Regions from separate parts of the Mus musculus genome. Here region 2 is linked to region 1. A link is a loop called in an ENCODE intact Hi-C map of the cell type or tissue named here. Cell type or tissue: heart. All regions are shown on one strand.

What was found. A loop is a pair of places that touch in the nucleus more often than their neighbours do. Peaks named below come from ENCODE experiments on the same cell type or tissue, not always from the same donor. Only the 100,000 strongest peaks of a DNase experiment are listed, where the experiment ranks them.
Region 2: a loop joins it to region 1, with 2.3 times the contacts of the local background. A loop is called at or near these places in 2 of 42 quality-filtered maps.

What each region holds. Positions count from the first base shown.
Region 1 is chr15:101,955,430-101,960,429 of GRCm38, forward strand. It overlaps a transcript of Krt78 not described here. Among named protein-coding and RNA genes, the nearest start is that of Krt78, 3.6 kb to the left of the region's middle. In heart, no CTCF peak of the experiment used is centred here; no DNase peak of the experiment used is centred here; H3K27me3 peaks cover 73 bases.
Region 2 is chr15:101,865,172-101,870,171 of GRCm38, forward strand. Krt77 (keratin 77) reads right to left here and starts at 4,534. Exons shown (of 9, transcript NM_001003667.2): 1 at 3,896-4,534; 2 at 280-494. The coding sequence starts at 4,447. In heart, no CTCF peak of the experiment used is centred here; no DNase peak of the experiment used is centred here; H3K27me3 peaks cover 1,958 bases.

The sequences.
Region 1 (5,000 bases):
ACGTCTCTGAGGAGGCAGAGGTAGCAAAGAAGTTCAAGCAAGGTATGAGGGGTCAGGGAAGCCAGAAAAGAGGAGAGAAAAGATCCAAGAGAAAGCTGCCAGGATAGAGGAAGGGGAGGCACACTGAGCTGCCTGGAATCTACTTGGACCCCACTAAAACCTCAGCCCCAAAATATCCCCCACCACAGTCAGAGGCACTGTAAAAGGAAGCTTTGCCCACGTGTAGAGGAGTGAAACTGGATCCATATCTATCATCCTGCATAAAGATCAACTCTGAGCAGAGCTCTGTGTGAAACCTGAAATGCTGAACAGCTAGAAGAAGACATAATCAGCACCCTGCAAGACGCAGGTACAGAAAAGGGCTTTCCCAATAAGACGCATTCGTTCAGGAATTAAGCCCAACAGTTGACAAATAAGACCTCATAAAACTGAAAGCCAAAAGTGGGAGAGAATCTTTGCCGGCCATACATCTGATCGAGGGTTAATACCCAGGATATATAAAATAAAGAACTAAAAAGGAAGAGCCAAGAAAACAAATGATCCATTTAAAAAAAAAAAAGTAGAAGTAGGCTATAGTTCTGAACAGAGGGTTCTCAAAAGAAGAGATAAAGTGCATAATAAATATCTCAAAGTGTTCAACACCTTTAGCAATCAGGAAAATGCAAAACTGTTTTGAGGGGCTATGAGATAGCTCAGCAGGTAAAGGCACTCGCTGCCAAGCCCTAGCACCTGAGTTCAATTGCTGGGACCCACGTGGTGTCAGGGAGAACCAACTCTCACAGGTTGTCCTCAGTCTCCATAGATGCGTGTGTAGCATCGCTCACACACACACACACACTAACTCACATATACACACACATACACATTCACACACTCACACGTAGATAGATAGATGATAGATAGATAGATAGATAGATAGATAGATAGATAGATAGATAGATAGATAGATAGATAGAATAGATAGATAGATAGAATAGATAGACGATAGATGTATATGTAGGTAGGTAGATAGATGGATGAATGAATAGGTAGGTAGGTAGATAGATAGATAGATAGATAGATAGATAGATAGATAGATAGAATGAATAGATAGACGATAGATGTATATGTAGGTAGGTAGATAGATGGATGAATGAATAGGTAGGTAGGTAGATAGATAGATAGATAGATAGATAGATAGATAGATAGGTAGATAGATAGATAGGATGGATGGATAGATGGATAAGTGAATGGATAGATAGATAGATAGATAGATAGATAGATAGATAGATAGATAGATAGATAGATAGATAGATGGATGGATGGATGGATGGATGGATGGATGGATGGATGGATGGATAGATAGATAGATAGATAGATAGATAGATAGATAGATAGATAGATAGACAGACAGACAGACAGATAGATAGATAGATGATACTAAGATGTGAAAAATACCTTGAGTCTCACATTCTGCAATCAGAATGACTAAGATCAAGGAAACAAGTGACAGCGAATGGCAGTGGGCATGTGATGCATAGACACAGTGGAATACTACACAGCAAAAGAAACTGAAGCCTCGAACTTTCTAAGTTAACAGACGGAACTAGACCACTTTCTACCAACTGAGGCAGCCCAGACCCAGTAAGACCAACGCCACATTCTCTCTCTAATTGTGGAGTCTAGCTCCGAATCTCTACATGTATGTAACCTGGAGTAACCACAGGAGACAGGAAAATAAAAAGGGTTTATGCTGGGGTGGGGGAGGCTGTAGCGAGGGAGATAGTTGGGCACCCATTCTATGAAATGAGAAAATGGGGTGAGGGACTTCATCTGGGAGAGGGAAGAAACAATGAGGGGCGAGAGAAGATGGAGAGAAAACACCAAGGATGGTTGAAAAAGCTTAGGGAAATCCTATTTTATGCTTACTTAAAAATACATCCGTGCCTGTGTAAACATACATAAGTAGTTAGATGGGGCTGTGACGTTTGTGGGGATACTGCTCTTTTCAAGAGCCACAGACTATCTAGAGAAAAAAAAATGGTACCAAGCATGGGAAATCTCCCTCTGAGTTTTTAGTTCATGGCACTTCAAGAGACTAAAAACAATGCCGGCTGTTGTCATTGCCCTTTGTTGCCTCGAAAAAGGCAGTAAATAAGTTAAGACCCTATTGATAAAGACACCACACACTCGCACACTTAGGGCCCAGGACCTGGAGGAACTTCCTGAAAGTCCCTGTGGTGACAAAGTGCTATGCATGCCACCAAGGGGAAAGCAATCAACAGGCCTACCCAGCTGTAAAGCTTCTGATCACAGTGACTGGACCAGAAAGATCCCCACGATGGTGCAATAGGGACACCTTTATCTTAGGGTGACCAGCACTGTCTAATTGGGCGTAAAGTCCACTCAACAGGAGGGAATGTGTGCCTGGTATTGTAAACCTGGCCAGCTACCCATGGCTGGAGTGGCCACATTGCCAGTTCCTAATTCTGTGTTCTAAATACTTCAGCTTATACTCAAAGATGGATGTAGCTCTTATCCCTCACCAAAGTAGCGTTCTTTTTGCAAGAGGTAAAAACTATTTCGTGGGGACACTAGAGGTCAAAATACAGAGAAGAAGAGACAGTGGGATGCTCAACCCCCAATTACATCTGCAACACAATCCCTAAGGCTTGGAGAAAACCATGAAAGGGGGCAGAAATATTTCAAGAGCCAGGGGACCAGATCATCTGCTGTGAGGTCGAATCTTCTCTATATGACAGGGACGCAGCACGGTGACTCTCAACCATACAGTTGCCTGAACAAGACCAGCATTGTGACAATATCAGTTGACAGTGTGGGCAGTGTAGACAGGAAAAACTCTACATGGCCCCATTCCTAGATGAAGAGCTACAGGTCATCAGTGTTTGCTAAAAAGGGGACACTCATTCTCCTCCAAGAGTGAGCCCCCACATAGTTTGTCCAGTCCCAAATGGTTGGCACTGAACACATGTACACATGAAACAAGCTAAATAGACTCAGTAACAATAATAATTAGAGATCATAAATGTGGGGGTGACATGGGATGAGTTGGAGGGGGTTGGAGGGAGTGAAGGGGCAAAAGTGATGTAGATACAGTGCTGTTTGTTTGTTTGTTTGTTTGTTTGTTTGTTTTTCTGTGTAGCTCTGACTGTCCTGGAACTCACTCTGTAGACCAGGCTGGCCTCGAACTCAGAAATCTGCCTGCCTCTGCCTCCCAGGTGCTGGGAATAAAGACATATGCCACCATGTCCAATGATATTAAATTGTTTAAAAGAGAAAAAGGAGTTGGAGCCTCCCTGCCTGCTGCCTCAGTGGGCCTTGCTTACGTACATCTCTGGGGTCCCACAGGGACTGAGCTCAAACATCTTTCTCCCACTTTGTGTTGAAGGGGGACGGGTGTCACACCAAGCATGGGGTCAAATCCACGTCTGTGACGATTCCATGCCTGTTACGCTATGCAGCATGAGATCCACAAGAAGCTATGAGGTCACAGGATCCAATGCCTTTGTTTTGCACTTGACCTGTTCAGGCTCCTGAGGGTGTGGGGCAGGAACAGACCATGCTTTCTTAGTAACCAGAGAGATTGCACCAGCTGAACTCACATGATGTCTGCTCTGGAACTCAGTCTAGGATCTAAGGGACTTAACCAACAACACCCACACAGAAGACAGTACACGGAATGAAGCCAGCGCACCTCCTGCCCTCAATCCAGGAGCCTCCACATTGCCCAAATGAGCCTCTGGCTTTGCCTCATGAAGCAAACCAAACCCTCAAAGACCCTGTCACTCCACAATGTGTGCTGGCCTGGCCGCCAGCCAGCTGAGGGGTAGCATTCAGTAGGCATCCAACAGTGTTAGTTTGAAGAGATGAACTCTGTGTGTGTGTGTGTGTGTGTGTGTGTGTGTGTGTGTGTGTGTGTGTCTGTGTGTCTGTGTGTGTCTGTGTCTCTGTGTCTGTGTGTCTGTGTGTGTCTGTGTCTCTGTGTGTGTGTGTCTGTGTCTGTGTGTGTCTGTGTGTGTGTCTGTGATTGTGATTCACTTTGTGAATGTGAGGAAAACATTCTAGCTCTGGGTTACAGCCTGATTCCTCTTTTTTACTTTATCTTGAGACAGAGTCTCCTTCAGTTGCCTAAGCTTACCTTGAACGAATTCTGTAGCCCAGGAGCAGGCTTTGAACTTAACAATCATCCTACCTGGGTGTCTGGAGTACCTGGATTACCAGTCTACACCACCAGGCCTGGCAAATTTCGATCTTAGACAATCACACAGGATCCCCCTGTGACAAATGTGAAGTCATTTATAAGACAATACAAGCCCACCAACATGGCCCAGCAGGTAGAGCCTAGCAGAGAAACAGGTTATTAGACAGATCTTTATGTACAGGTTTACCCAAAAGCCTGAAAATTTGAGTTCTGTTCTTGAAACCCACTTGGATAGGAGAGAACTGACTCCTACAAGCTATTTTCCCACCTCCAGTAGTGCAAATATACACACATACACACATACACACATGCACACATAAACATATACACACATACACATATACACACATGCACACATACACATATACACACATGCACACATACACATGCACACATATACACATACATGCACACATATACACACATGCACACATACACATGCACACATATACACATACATGCACACATATACACACATGCACACATACACACATGCACACATACATATATATACACATACACATGTATACATATACACACATGCACACATATACACATAACATGCATAATTAACTATTGTTCAAAGAGCAGGCACTTAAAGTCCAGGTACCTGGTTAGGGGATGGGTAGAAACGCCACCAATAAGACATGAAAGTAGGAAGGGAGACCAGTTGAAAGAGAAAAGAGATCTGTAGATGTGAGAAGGGAATAGGTGAGGGTATTGGGGTGAAATGATCAAACTCCATTATATCCCTGTATGAAAGGGTCGGAAGAAGAAAATAAGGCCACAAAGTTTGGAG
Region 2 (5,000 bases), 90 kb before region 1:
ATTTAAGAGCCACAGATCTACTCCTCAGAGCACTCAGTAAGGAGGGCACACTCTGGGCAAAGAGGTGAACGTGTGGTAGGGCTCACTAATCTCCTGCCCCTCCTGTTATAACCAACACCTAACTGTCTCTGCTATCCTGCACAGGACTGGGTGCCGTATGTAAAATGGTGTCCCCCTGCAGTTACACAATGCAGAGCCCCCCTGCTGCCAGTCATACCAGGAGCAGAAGGACCCTGACAGCCTTCTCCTTGACCCTTTTGCCCCGCCCTGGCTCCTCACTTGTTCTTGTAGTCCTCCACGACATCCTGCATGTTCCTGATCTCCGTGTTCTGGCGCAACTGCTCGGTGGTCAGAACATCCACCTGCCTCTGCAGCTGACTGATGAACTCCTCGAAGACTGGCTCCAGGCTGCTGGTCCGGGTGGAGGTGTTCACCTGCTGCAGCAGCTCCCATTTTGTCTGTAGCACCTGGTTCTGCTGCTCCAGGAACCGCACCTAAAGAACACCCCAAGCGCAGAACAGCTTTCTCCATGGGAAGAGAGATTGGTGGCTTTACAGCACACTCAAACCTCAGAAATTCAAGATGGGCCTTCTCGCCGTCGAGGGAAGCAATGTGGTTCATTCGGTCACTTCCAGCCAGTCTCATCCAGCTATAAACCCCTTTATATAAAAGACTTCTCACCCCACACTTAACTTATCCACGCCAACGTGAGCAAACGCCACTTCTTTTGTCTTTATTATTGTAACGTAGAACATGACAGAGGACAAGACACAGAAGGTCTTGGGATATTCTTAGGTGGGTGCCCCCAGCATCCAGTACCATGTTTGCCGCCTGCCACTATGGTTTTTGAGACAGCAACCTCATTTAAATGTGATCATAACCCAGCCAGAAGTTCTGAAATACATGCTTTTGCTTTTTAAAATCCTGCAATGCATTTAAATGCCCCAAGTAAGAGCTTTGGGCTGACAGATATTTGAAAAATGTCCCAAATTTGCTATTTCCTTTGCTTGCCGAGGACAGAGAGACCAGAGGGATCCGGGTACTTAGACCAAGTGCACGTGTGGTGTGTGCTCCATGTCACCAAACCCAGATTTCACTTTTCCTCAGCCAGTTGTCCACGGATAGACCTTCCTCTCCCATGCAGTAATAGAGAGGGCTGGGCTGTAGTGTACTTCCCTCGGGTACATGCAATTGTGTGCACACAGACATACACAAGTGTGCGCACACACACACACACACACACACACACACAGAGTCTCACATTCATATACATCATATATATATATACATATGTGTTTCACATATACCTCCATATACATGCACAAATATTCACTTCCACACAGACATCCATATTATCACACTTACTTATACACAAATGCATGTGTATGCACTCATAATATATATTTATATTCATCCATTCATATATACACATGAACAGCAAGGAGAGAGAGAGAGAGAGAGCTCTCCAAAGTCCAGCACCCTTCTCCAGGAGCTATGAAAGGAATGGGAAACCCTCCCTCACTTTGTGGGGTCTGAGCAGCACTTGGCATGTACTCCTATGATGAGCACTGTATGGCACCCAGAATTTCCAGGCCCCTGAGACTTCGCCTGTCTAGGGAGCCAGCCCTGCCAAGTCCCTTTAGATTCTGACTCTAATGAGAAGAATGTAATCGGGGAGCATCTTTCTCAGGCCTATCTTTGCCGGCTTTATCACATCGAGGGGTTGAGCAACCAGCCCTCACAGTAGACTTATCAGCACAGCTTGTAACACCCCCACAAAAAATTCCTGCCACTATCTCTCTTCCTTCTGTGGCGTCACTCCCAAGGAGTGGAAAAATAAGTTCTGCGCTCCATGACAGCAGTATGTTTGGTGACAGTGGCTTTCACATCTTCTCAGATTGCAGCTTTTACTCCAAATGAGACACCACTCCAGGGAGGATTTCTAAAGGAGAGGACGCTGACCTTTGAAAGGATGGCTATTGAGAATAGCCCAAGCTGTACCAAAGGGGAAGCAGAAACTAGGGTGAGAAATTATAGCAACAAAAGTTTGCTTTCTTCCAAACTGGAGGCCTGAAGGCTGATTGTCCTCACAGGGCCTGCTTTGAAGAGAGAATATGAAACCTCTAATCCCTGTACACTGCTCTAAAATGTAATAGGCTTCTGTCCTTGTCAGGAGCCTTGATCAAGTGAAAATCCCAGGTTAATTTCCAAAAAGAAGTCTGTGGGATTTTGTTTGCCAGTTTTCCCTGCTCCTTCCTTGGCCAACCTTAGCTTCCTGGTAGAATCTCCCTCACTGATAAGTCCTTACTCCCGGCAAACCTTCCAGCCCCTGCCCTGGTGACCAAATGTTTCTCATTCTGAGTGATCAGAAGCAGACACAAGCACATGGCTCTGTTGGACTCCCTTGGAGCTGTCCATGACTCTCCCTCTATGTCCTCTTCCTCCTGCTCATACACTGCTCCATCTCTAACACTTGCCCTGATATCAGGCAGTGGCCATTGTGCCCCCTCCTCTGCATGTAACAAAGGGAAGCTTTTGACCATAGCTGTCTGGTGACCTCCTTCTCAGAGACCTGAAGATGAGGAAAACTTCATGTGAATTAGGGTAAAGGGCTTCAAGGTGGCCCTTTGTTGGCCTTGGAGAGGGTGGTAAAAAGGCAAAGTCAGACAGAACACCTCATTATACATTACTGACTTTAGTTCCCAGAGAGACCTGCCATCAAGACACTCACCTGATGCCCACCAACAGCTTCCTAGCTGCTGTCACTGCCCATCTCTAGCTGTACCCACCACATCCCTTCTTCTCTGTCATTTTCCCAGAAATTTTGACATTTGAAATTCCCTGAAGGGAGTCACACTTTTCATGCCTCCTCACTGCGTGGACATTTTTTTGCCTGACAGCTGTTTGGCTCTTCTATCTTCAAGACCCAGGTAAGACCTGAGGTGTCCCAACAAAGCACTCCTAGTATCCAGCAGGCACAACTCAGGCACCTTTGAGCTACCCAAAGAGTACCACATACTAATGCATCTCCAATAAACTGTCATCATTCTCTGCCATTCCATTTTGGAGCTTCTTGAGAGCATAACTTGTGTCCCAGTAGTCCTTATAGCTTTTATGTACAGTGGCATAGAGTAGACCTAATAAAATATTTGTGGATTGAATGGGAGTGGAACAATTGGGCAGGAAGATTGATAGATAGGTGAATGGGTGGGTTACAGATAGATGGACAGATGGATAGATGATGGATGGGTGGATGATGGATGGATTGATTGATGGATAAATGATGGATGGTGGATGAATGGATGGATGGAAAGATGGATTGATGTATCACCATCCATCATGATGGATGGATAATGGATGAATTAATGGATGGATAGTGGATCATGGGTGAATGATGGGTGAACAGTGGATGGATGGATGGATGGATGGATGGACGGACAGACAGACGGATGGTGGATGGATATGTTTGAGTCGTGGTTGGGTGAATGGATGCATAAGTGTGTGTGGATGGTGGGTAGAAAGATGGATGTGGGGAGTACAGGTGATTGAGTGGGTGCCAAGGTACACAGATGAGTGGAACATGGGTAACGATGAATGAGAGTAAGATGCATGCCATGTGCATCTGTTGGGTATCATCAGGACCCTTATCTGCTTTCCTACTAACAGTGCACACACACACCCGACACCCAAAAGCCTGTGTTAAATGCTTATGTTACAGTTCGGGTGAAAGCCTGGGTTAAAAGCCTAGGTTAACCACTTTCTGAGTTCCCAGCACATGCACAAGAAGAAGTGGCTGCCATCAACTTAAAGAGTACAGTGGTTGCTAGTAGCTACATTCTGGCAGAGTGTGAGGCAGTCTTGGCTGTTTGACTCTCCCTGCCCGTAAGGAACTCACCTTGTCAATGAAGGAGGCAAACTTGTTGTTGAGGGTCTTGATCTGTTCCCGCTCCTGGGTCTTGACCCTCTGAATTTCAGGATCCACCTCCAGGTGAAGGGGCTCCAGGAGACTCTGGTTAATAGTCACCTCATGGATGCCCCCGGGAGGATAAGAAGGACCGAAGCCCCCAAATCCAAATCCAGCACCCCCAAAACCACCTCCAAATCTGCCACCTCCGCCATAGCCACCACCAAAGCCACCTCCACCAAAGCCTCTTCCTCCTCCAATTCCTCCTCCGATTCCTCCTCCAAATCCTCCTCCTGGCCCTCTACTCTGGCAGAAACCACTGGCACTTCGTCCCACTAGGTTCCCAAAGATGCTTTTACTACCACCCAGACTGTAGAGACTCCTGGAACTGAACCCACCACCATAATCACCGCCATACCTCCTCGACTGACTCACAGACACCAGAGCCTGTCTCCCACCTCCAAAGCCTGATGAAGACCTGGAGCTATAGGCCCTCCTGCTCCTCGAGCTAAATGCAGACTGAGAACTAAACTGGCGGCTCATGGTTGCTAGGGCAACCAGAAGCACTGGTAGCAAGGACTCAGCTGAAAGCAGGCAGAGAGCAGGGACTGAGGGAGCTGCGACTCTCTTGGAAAGGATCTGGCTCAGTCCCTATATATACACACACCTGCTGGGCTGGAAACTTTCCGAACCCTGGGAGGGGAGTATTTGCCTGCCAGTAGCATCTGCTTACAAGCCTCATACCTATGTGTTGCTGAAATGGCATTGCAGACAAACTCCCCCAACTTGATCATTTATCATTCATCTCTTACTACGGAGAGACCAAAGGATAGCAATCTCTCAGGATCTCAGTGTTGGAAACTCCTGTAGTGTTTCTCCTTAAATCTCAAATTGATCTTTTCCTAAGAAGCAGCATGGAGTTGTTTGTTTTGGGGTGTGCCAGAGAGATCTAGGATAAAACTATGAAGTGTCTAGTGACCTTGGGGCCACAGCTTGGATGAGAGTGGAGACACTTGCTGTAACAAGGCTGTCCTCGTACATAAAATCCATTTTTTGTTTTGTGGTTTTTTGTTTGTTTGTTTGTTTGTTTGGTGTG